Linked DNA regions of Homo sapiens: all the other regions are linked to region 1. Evidence: chromatin loops called from intact Hi-C (ENCODE). Cell type or tissue: mammary epithelial cell. All regions are shown on one strand. Region 1 overlaps RAPGEF4 (Rap guanine nucleotide exchange factor 4). Region 2 overlaps MAP3K20 (mitogen-activated protein kinase kinase kinase 20). Region 3 overlaps MAP3K20 (mitogen-activated protein kinase kinase kinase 20).

What was found. Peaks named below come from ENCODE experiments on the same cell type or tissue, not always from the same donor. Only the 100,000 strongest peaks of a DNase experiment are listed, where the experiment ranks them.
Region 2: a loop joins it to region 1, with 10 times the contacts of the local background. A loop is called at or near these places in 2 of 110 quality-filtered maps.
Region 3: it touches region 1 in a loop (6-fold over the local background); 3 of 110 quality-filtered maps call a loop at or near these places.

What each region holds. Positions count from the first base shown.
Region 1 is chr2:173,026,265-173,028,764 of GRCh38, reverse strand. RAPGEF4 (Rap guanine nucleotide exchange factor 4) reads right to left here. Exons shown (of 31, transcript NM_007023.4): 24 at 2,068-2,193; 25 at 1,506-1,684. Among named protein-coding and RNA genes, the nearest start is that of MAP3K20, 48 kb to the left of the region's middle. In mammary epithelial cell, a CTCF peak has its summit at 1,125 (motif pointing left); a DNase peak (open chromatin) is centred at 1,114; H3K27ac peaks cover 648 bases.
Region 2 is chr2:173,123,413-173,125,912 of GRCh38, reverse strand. All of the region lies in intron 2 of MAP3K20 (mitogen-activated protein kinase kinase kinase 20), which reads right to left. Among named protein-coding and RNA genes, the nearest start is that of MAP3K20, 49 kb to the right of the region's middle. In mammary epithelial cell, a CTCF peak has its summit at 1,183; a DNase peak (open chromatin) is centred at 1,272; H3K27ac peaks cover 2,034 bases.
Region 3 is chr2:173,158,409-173,160,908 of GRCh38, reverse strand. All of the region lies in intron 2 of MAP3K20 (mitogen-activated protein kinase kinase kinase 20), which reads right to left. Among named protein-coding and RNA genes, the nearest start is that of MAP3K20, 84 kb to the right of the region's middle. In mammary epithelial cell, no CTCF peak of the experiment used is centred here; a DNase peak (open chromatin) is centred at 968; H3K27ac peaks cover 2,332 bases.

The DNA.
Region 1 (2,500 bases):
CTCATTCTTGTAGATCTCGGATTTAAAAAGTCTACAGTCTTCTTCAGCTGGGCTGTGTAAATAGCTTCTCTACAGGACGGCAAATGTAGCACAGGGCTTAATAATGGTTAAATAACATAAACTAATTTATACTGAAGGCCAAGTCCACCTACTCATTCACCTAAACAGAAGGGAGAGGGATAAGAAAAGCAAAAATATATATATATAAAAAAAAGTCCTGGGTGTTCTGAAAGGCTCTCCCATGTTGCCTCTGTAAAATAACAGGATCAGGCCCCAAAAGATTTTCTGGCTTCCCACATTTGTGTGCAGATTGCCTCTCTCTTCTTGTTGCATTGGGCACTGCCAGGCTAAGGTGAAGAGAGAGAGTGTGCTTCTTCTAACGGGAAAGCACATCTTGTCATAGTTTCCATAATCAGCTCATTCCAAATATGTGAAGGCATTTGTCCCTTGCCATAAGGCTGTGCAGACTACCAGGGAAGTGGCTATACTCTGAACCAGAAATTCACAGGCACCATTTTACCAAGCCTTTCTTAAAATAGCCAGCTTTGCCATATTAACAGATAGCAGCTTTTGAATCCAAGGGATTTGGTATTCTATTGAACCCTCAAGTTGTTGGCAAATAATTCCAGGCATCTGGCAAACTGATATCTATAAAATGTCAAGCAGCCTTTACTTCTTTGTTTAGCCCAGGAAATCAAACTCCATGTTTGATTTTGGGTCAAGAAAATTGTCTAGCTGGGGTCACTTGTGCTCTCAGCCTTCCTGTGTGCTAGAGCTCCCTGCATTTAGAAAGGAAAGAAGTCTCACAGCCATAGGCCACATTTAGCATTTTATTTTTAGCACTGTGGTGATACCAAAAACATGGAAGTAAACAGGAGGTTGTCAGGCATATCTAAATAGCAGGAGAAGATTAAATTCATGTCAGGGAGAACTCTAACTGGCCCCTGTAGTAAAAAAATTGTTTCCCATGAAGTGCTGTTTAATAGAATATTTATAAGATAGATGCTTCTTTTTCTGATGTTTGTAGTGATGATTTTCATGTACCAGGTTAGCTCGCATGCATTTTACCGATTTAATTCTGTCTGGGCTGGATGTGCTGCTGTACATGCATGCTGCACTGCCCTCTACTGGTGAGAATGTGTCATGCTGGACATTGACTTCAAGATCTTTTCAACTGAACTTTCGAAGTATAAGGGAACTTGGTTTACGGAAGGAATTTTAAACTAAAGGAGGCAAAACCGTCTGAGTAGAAAGCAAAGAGCAAAGAGAGGTCACAACTTCGACTCCAGCATCAGTGCTGTAAAGAAGTTAATTTATCTATTGATGTTAAATGCTACAAAATATAGGAGAGATCCATTACAAGAGTTTGGTTATTCCTAAGACCCTGTGTTTGGCCCTCTAGCAGTTCCTAGATCCTGCTTTTCTTTTTAAGGTGTAGTCTAAGAAAACAAAATGAAAACACAGCTCAACATTTTTTTTTCTCTTTCCAAGCTAAATATACTTACTGGGCTGCTATCTTAATAAATTTTTTTAATAGCTGAACACGCTTGCTGAGCTGAGAACAAAGGCAGATCTCAGTGACGACCCAAAACTGAATTTCATTAAATCTCCTCAGGAACAAATCCAAGTTTGCTGTGGTCTTTTTAAAATTATGCCTTCCAAATGTGTGATAGATTAGCTCCAGCTAGAAAATAAAGGAAAACAATTTTGCTTATTTTTTTTTAAATCAAAACACCAGCAGGTTTCTCTATTTGTCAAGACAGTGTTTTACTGGTCAGCAAATGTGAAGTCAATCAGACTTGAAGGGCTTCCATGAGGTTTGTTAAATATATAAATATAAACTAGGTTTTACTGGCTTAATATACACAGGAAGACACGGCATACTGTAAAGATTTTTCTTTAATACTCAAAGGCTTTATAGCATGCTTTATTTATAAGCTCAGTATGCAAAAAAATGGTCATGTGGTTTCCATATTGTAGCACATATTAGCACTTACAAACTAAGCAATGCCAGCAGCCTTTATCCTTGCTATCTCAGCTACTAACACATCTGATCCTGCATCTTACCTCATGCACGCAGTTGAAGAGTTCCCAATCATAAATTGTCATCTGGTATGCTAAATCTTTGGAGCTCATCAGTTCAAAAGTTCCCACTGTTCCAACAGTTGGGCCTTCCTGTTCTGGTAAGGGAGTCTATGAATAATAATGCAAAAACATATCAGAAACTCAACACAGACAAGTATTTAGCACTAAAAGCTTTCAGGAGTTTCTGAGGGGAAAGGATTCTGGAGATGGACGCTTTCAGGAATATCTGGAAACTCTGAGGAGAGATGCCTCTGCTCGCAACGCTAGTTGCTTTAGTGTCGTCTGTAAGTCACCAATCATCATTACCATCAATTCCACTGACTGAAAAATGTGAACCGCGGCAAATAAGATTCAGTGAAGAGTGACCTGCAGAGGTTCTCTTCTCTCACACTCAGGCCTGGGAGGTCCCTGGAAA
Region 2 (2,500 bases), 97 kb before region 1:
AGGCAGGTGGATCATGAGGTCAGGAGATCGAGACCATCCTGGCTAACACAGTGAAACCCCATCTCTACTAAAAATACAAAAAATTAGCCGGGCGTGGTGGCAGGCATCTTTAGTCCCAGCTACTCAGGAGACTGAGGCAGGAGAATGGCATGAACCCAGGAGGCGGAGCTTGCAGTGAGCTGAGATCGCGCCACTGCACTCCAGCCTGGGCGACAGAGCAAGACTCCATCTCAGAAATAAATAAATAAATAAAAGGAAATAAAGAAAAGAAAGCCTACTGAGAAAACTCTTCTCAGGAATAAAATTTATCTTCCCTTCCAATCCCCAGGGTACTGACATTTTTAGTGTTTGACAAGAAATGCTAGTACATTCAATAAAGTAAAGTTTTATTTAAAAAAAAAACACATCTAACATTTAACTTCACTTCCTATTTTCAAACTGTGAGGTGGAGACTGCTAAGCAGAAAAACACAAGTAAGTAAGGTTGCTCTAAGGATAATCTGAGATCCTTATTTTGCTGTGATGAGCCTGCTCACCAAGCTAAAAAGCTGTAAAACAATATACATTCTTTAGGTGTAGTCCAGGATTCACTGATATACAGTAATGCTCTGAAGACTGAAATACGTACACAAGAACATATTACATAGTTAAAGTGCTTTCTTTTAGAAGATAAGAGATTCTATAAGGGATATATTTAATGGTGGATTCAACATACCTATCTTCCTTAAAATAGGGAAGACAAAATGGTATACCCATTCCTTCTCAGAATGACTAGTACTCTATAAAATGTGCAAGTTGTGGATTAACTGCCTCTCAGTTCCACATCCACACCTTACCCTCCTATGTGGTACTTGAGCTGGACCCTGTAAAAACATCTCTCTTTTGTCAGTTGGTAAAATTTTTATTTTCCTTTTCTTTATTTTCTTTAGAGACAGGGTCTCACTGTCCCCCAGGCTGGAGTGCAATGGTGCAATCATAGCTCACTATAGCCTGGAACTCCTGGGATCAAGTGATCCTCCTGCCTCAGACTCCCAAAGTGCTGGAATTACAAGTGTGAGCCACCATGCCCAACCAGTTGTTGCAACTTTAAGCTTTCTTAATAGAGGCATGGAAGGGTCGTAGCAGAGGAAGGAGCATCTTTCTTGTTTGTTGCTGCTTTTTCTTCCTCTTGACAGTCTGGCTGCCAGCAGAGTGCAGGAGATCCAGTTGAGCTCACCCTTCAGCAAGTTTCCTGGACACCCCAGCAGCTGGATTCCTGTGAACAAGTTCTGGCATGTCACACCCTAATGGGCAGTTTCCTGCTCACCAGCTCTGGCCACAGGCAACCCAGAACTTTTCATGGAACAATTCCAACCTGCGGCACTACATCAAGCCTCACCAGCACCCTAGTAGGTGGCTTCTTGTGAACCAGCTCCCACCCATGGAACCCCAACCAACCCCCACCGCCCCATCATCCATTTGCAGCTGCAGCCTTTCCAATGAGGTCTCAGTCACAGCCCGGGGAGCAGGCCCTCTTCCAATCTGCTCCTTCCTTGGATGCACTTCATCAGGCCTGGAGCTAGTAGCTGTTCTCTGCCTTTGCTATCCCCATATACTTTAGAGTCTCTTTTACCCCATTCAGTAGTCAACCACCTTTTACTAGGCAACAGTTCTCTATACTAATTTTCCTAAATGAACTCTAATACAGAGTTGGTACCAAGTGTGGTTCCTGGTTACAGACCCTCAAAAATATTAATAGAACTTTGGGATTAGTATGGTCATGAGCTTTGACTGGAGGACAGCACCAATCCTTGTCAATGGGATATGGGATGCTGGTAATCCATGGCATAAAGTCCCATCAAAATTAACTAAGCTATCACCTGTGATTAACTGCAATGAAGTGCCAACAGAAACAAGGTCTGGGAGTCAAAGAGGCTGCTGTCCTTGACTGCTATGGCAGTAATGATGAATATAAAGATTGTAGGGTACAATGAATTCTTTTGAGTGCAATGAAGCATCTACCAAAAGAAAATAAGTTGAGGTGTTTTTAACCCCCAGCCCAAGTCTAAGAACCAGAGAGCTTCCACACTAGCTCTAAAAAAATATTTTATTTCCTGTAGTCATAGAGCTACTATTTCCAGAAATAAAAAAAAAAATGTACTGGGTGTGTTGCTGAATTACAACATCAGTTGAATTTACAACCACAGTCTCTCATGTGAAAGTTAGGGTACTGATTAAAAAAGAATGGGACCTGAAACCTGGAAAGGGGAACATCTGGTTGAATTCAAGATGAAACAAACAATTTCAAGCCCCAAAGAAACTCTGAGGTTCCCTTGACCATGGAAGTTGCTTGCCCTCTTATGTCTCAAGAGACTAGCTTTCTTTTTCTGGAAAACTTTTGCTGAGTAGCCTCACCTGGAGTAGATGTCTTTATAAGGGGATGCTCATTCTCCTCAAGATCTCTCATAACCACTCAGTTCCTAAATCTCAACATGCTTCACAGTACACAGCATCACCCAGAA
Region 3 (2,500 bases), 130 kb before region 1:
TGCTGTGTGCTGACAGATGGACCCCTGGTACTCAGTAGTGGGGCCACATTGCACACAAGCTCCATTCCTAGGCCAGGGCCAGTATCATAAATATCCACAACAAAAGAACCAGGGTCTCCTCAGTGCAGCATACCTCTTATCTTTATCACTACAGAGTCCAGAACTATTGTACTTGGCAGCAGAATGTGAACGCAAGGAGAAATTATTGATTTAGAAACTCCTAAAACAGTATTTACAAATCTATAACGTCAAAACAGCTAGATCTTTCAGGAAAGATGTAGGGAGAACTTCCCTTGCCTGCTAATTGTTTCAGGCTCTGATTATAAAGAAAACGAAGGAGAGTTTTCAATCTCAGTTATCAAAAGTATAAAAGGTTCATGATCCCAGGATCTTGACTGAGTCAAAAACAAAACAAAATGCTGCTTAATTCAGTGCATTTTTACCCCAAGAGTATCATAACCAGGGCTTTTTTTAAATAAAAATAAAAAACTTCATTCTTACCTGTATGACAAGATGGAAAACCAGCCTTTCTATGTCTAAAACTGCTGTGCTACAACTTTAAAAGCAGGCTTGGAGGATTTTCAATCCTGTATATAATCACCAGAGAGTTATACACAGGTCATGCCCTTTGAGTCACTTTGGGCTTAACAAGACCCATTCAGTCACAGTCACATAAAAAGCAGCAAACTTCACAATTCCATAGGTTCTTTTTCAAATGATGCTCTTTAGTATTCAGGGCAATAAAGAAGGATAAATGAACTGAATTCAAACCCATAATAGAATACATCCTATATTCTGAATGATGTTTGACATCATGAAGACTTTTCTTTGGAAGAAAAACAGTTACAAATGCTATGAAAAAAAAAATACACCAGTCATTTCCCCACTCTTCTTAAGCAACTGAGATGGAGTCACCAGTGCTGGGAAGTCTCCTATTGCTCAATGGTATTCCTGGTGTGATGCAGCCGACTCACTGTGTGCAGTCACTTGGGAGGAGCCTGGGCTTCCCTCCAGGGATCTAGAGCTGCTCTCTAGTTAAGTACATACCCAACTAAGGGCAGACTCACCTGGCAGGATAGGAGGGTGGCAAAAACTGGATGAAACAGAGTGAAGATTTAAGACCAGGGATTCAAGAGCTATTTCCAAATCACAAAAAGGCAAAGAGATTTTACATTCTTGGTGTTCACACCAGAATGTCACTGATAACATGAAAAAGTAAGGCCAGGTGTGGTGGCTCACCTCTGCAGTCCCAGCACTTTGGGAGGCCAAGGCAGGCAGATAACTTGAGCTCAGGAGTTCAAGACCAGTCTGGGCAACATAGTGAGACCCTATCTCTACAAAAAATGCAGAAATTAGCCAGGCGTAGTGGCATGTGCCTGTAGTCCCAGCTACTCAGGAGACTGAGGTGGGAGGATCACTTGCACCTAGGAGGTCCAGGCTGCAGTGAGCTGAGACCGTGCCACTGCACTCCAGCCTGGGCAACAAAGATCCAGGAAAAAAAAAAAAGAAGGAAGGAAGGAAAGAAAAGAAAAGGAAAGGAAGGAAAGGAAAGAAAGAAAGAGTAAAATACATTGAAACAACCCGTACTCAGTTTGGGTGACAAAAACACAGACAAGAATTCAGTCGGCTTTCTGTCAAACAACTTATGCAACTTGGTCGAAGCAATCATACGGAAATTATCCCCAAAGAAAATCCCCAAACAAGGCTTCAAATTGGAACTAATGAAGGATTAGGCATCTACGAAATTGAATAGCAATATAACTTAATCAAACATTGGACTAGGTGAGTAAAAATTTAATTCTGTTCCAAAATGGATGGCCCTAAAGCGACCTGGTCACTCTGGGCCTTTTTTCCTTCCTACAAAATGACTTGATTGCACAAAATTGTCATTCAGATCCCTTCATGCTTTACATTTCTATCCATTTTTGTGAAAAAATTAATGTATTATTAACAGCACACAGAGTAGGTGCTCAATAAATATGTGACAAATGGATTGGAGGTAATTAACCATGTTGTATTAGGACAGCCTCTGGAGTCACATAGGCTTCATTACAACGTTGGCTCTGCCACTTACCAGTGAGGTGACTTTGAGGAAGTTATTTAACCTGAGACTCAGTTTTCTCATCTGTAAAAGGCAGACAGTAATCCTACTCCAGTGCCCAGCAAATGCCAGGTTGCTCCACCAATGCTAAGTCCTTTCTCTGACATCTTTCTCCTTCCTTTATAATCAATGATCATTCAGAAGCAAGTCAAGCTTATGAGTAAATTCCTATGTCTTCCATCAATGGATTCCATTTACATATTTTGCTTGTTTTAATTAGCCTCATGTAGTTATTATATTCGACTGTCCTTGTTTACTTATGTTTTTACCTAAATATAGCACTTTGACATTTCCAAAGCATTTATCTTACTTGACTCTCAAAAATGAGATATTGTATTGTATTTAAGTGTTGAGAAAATTGGGTCTTTGATTTGATTTTCTCAAGCTTACTTGCCTAGT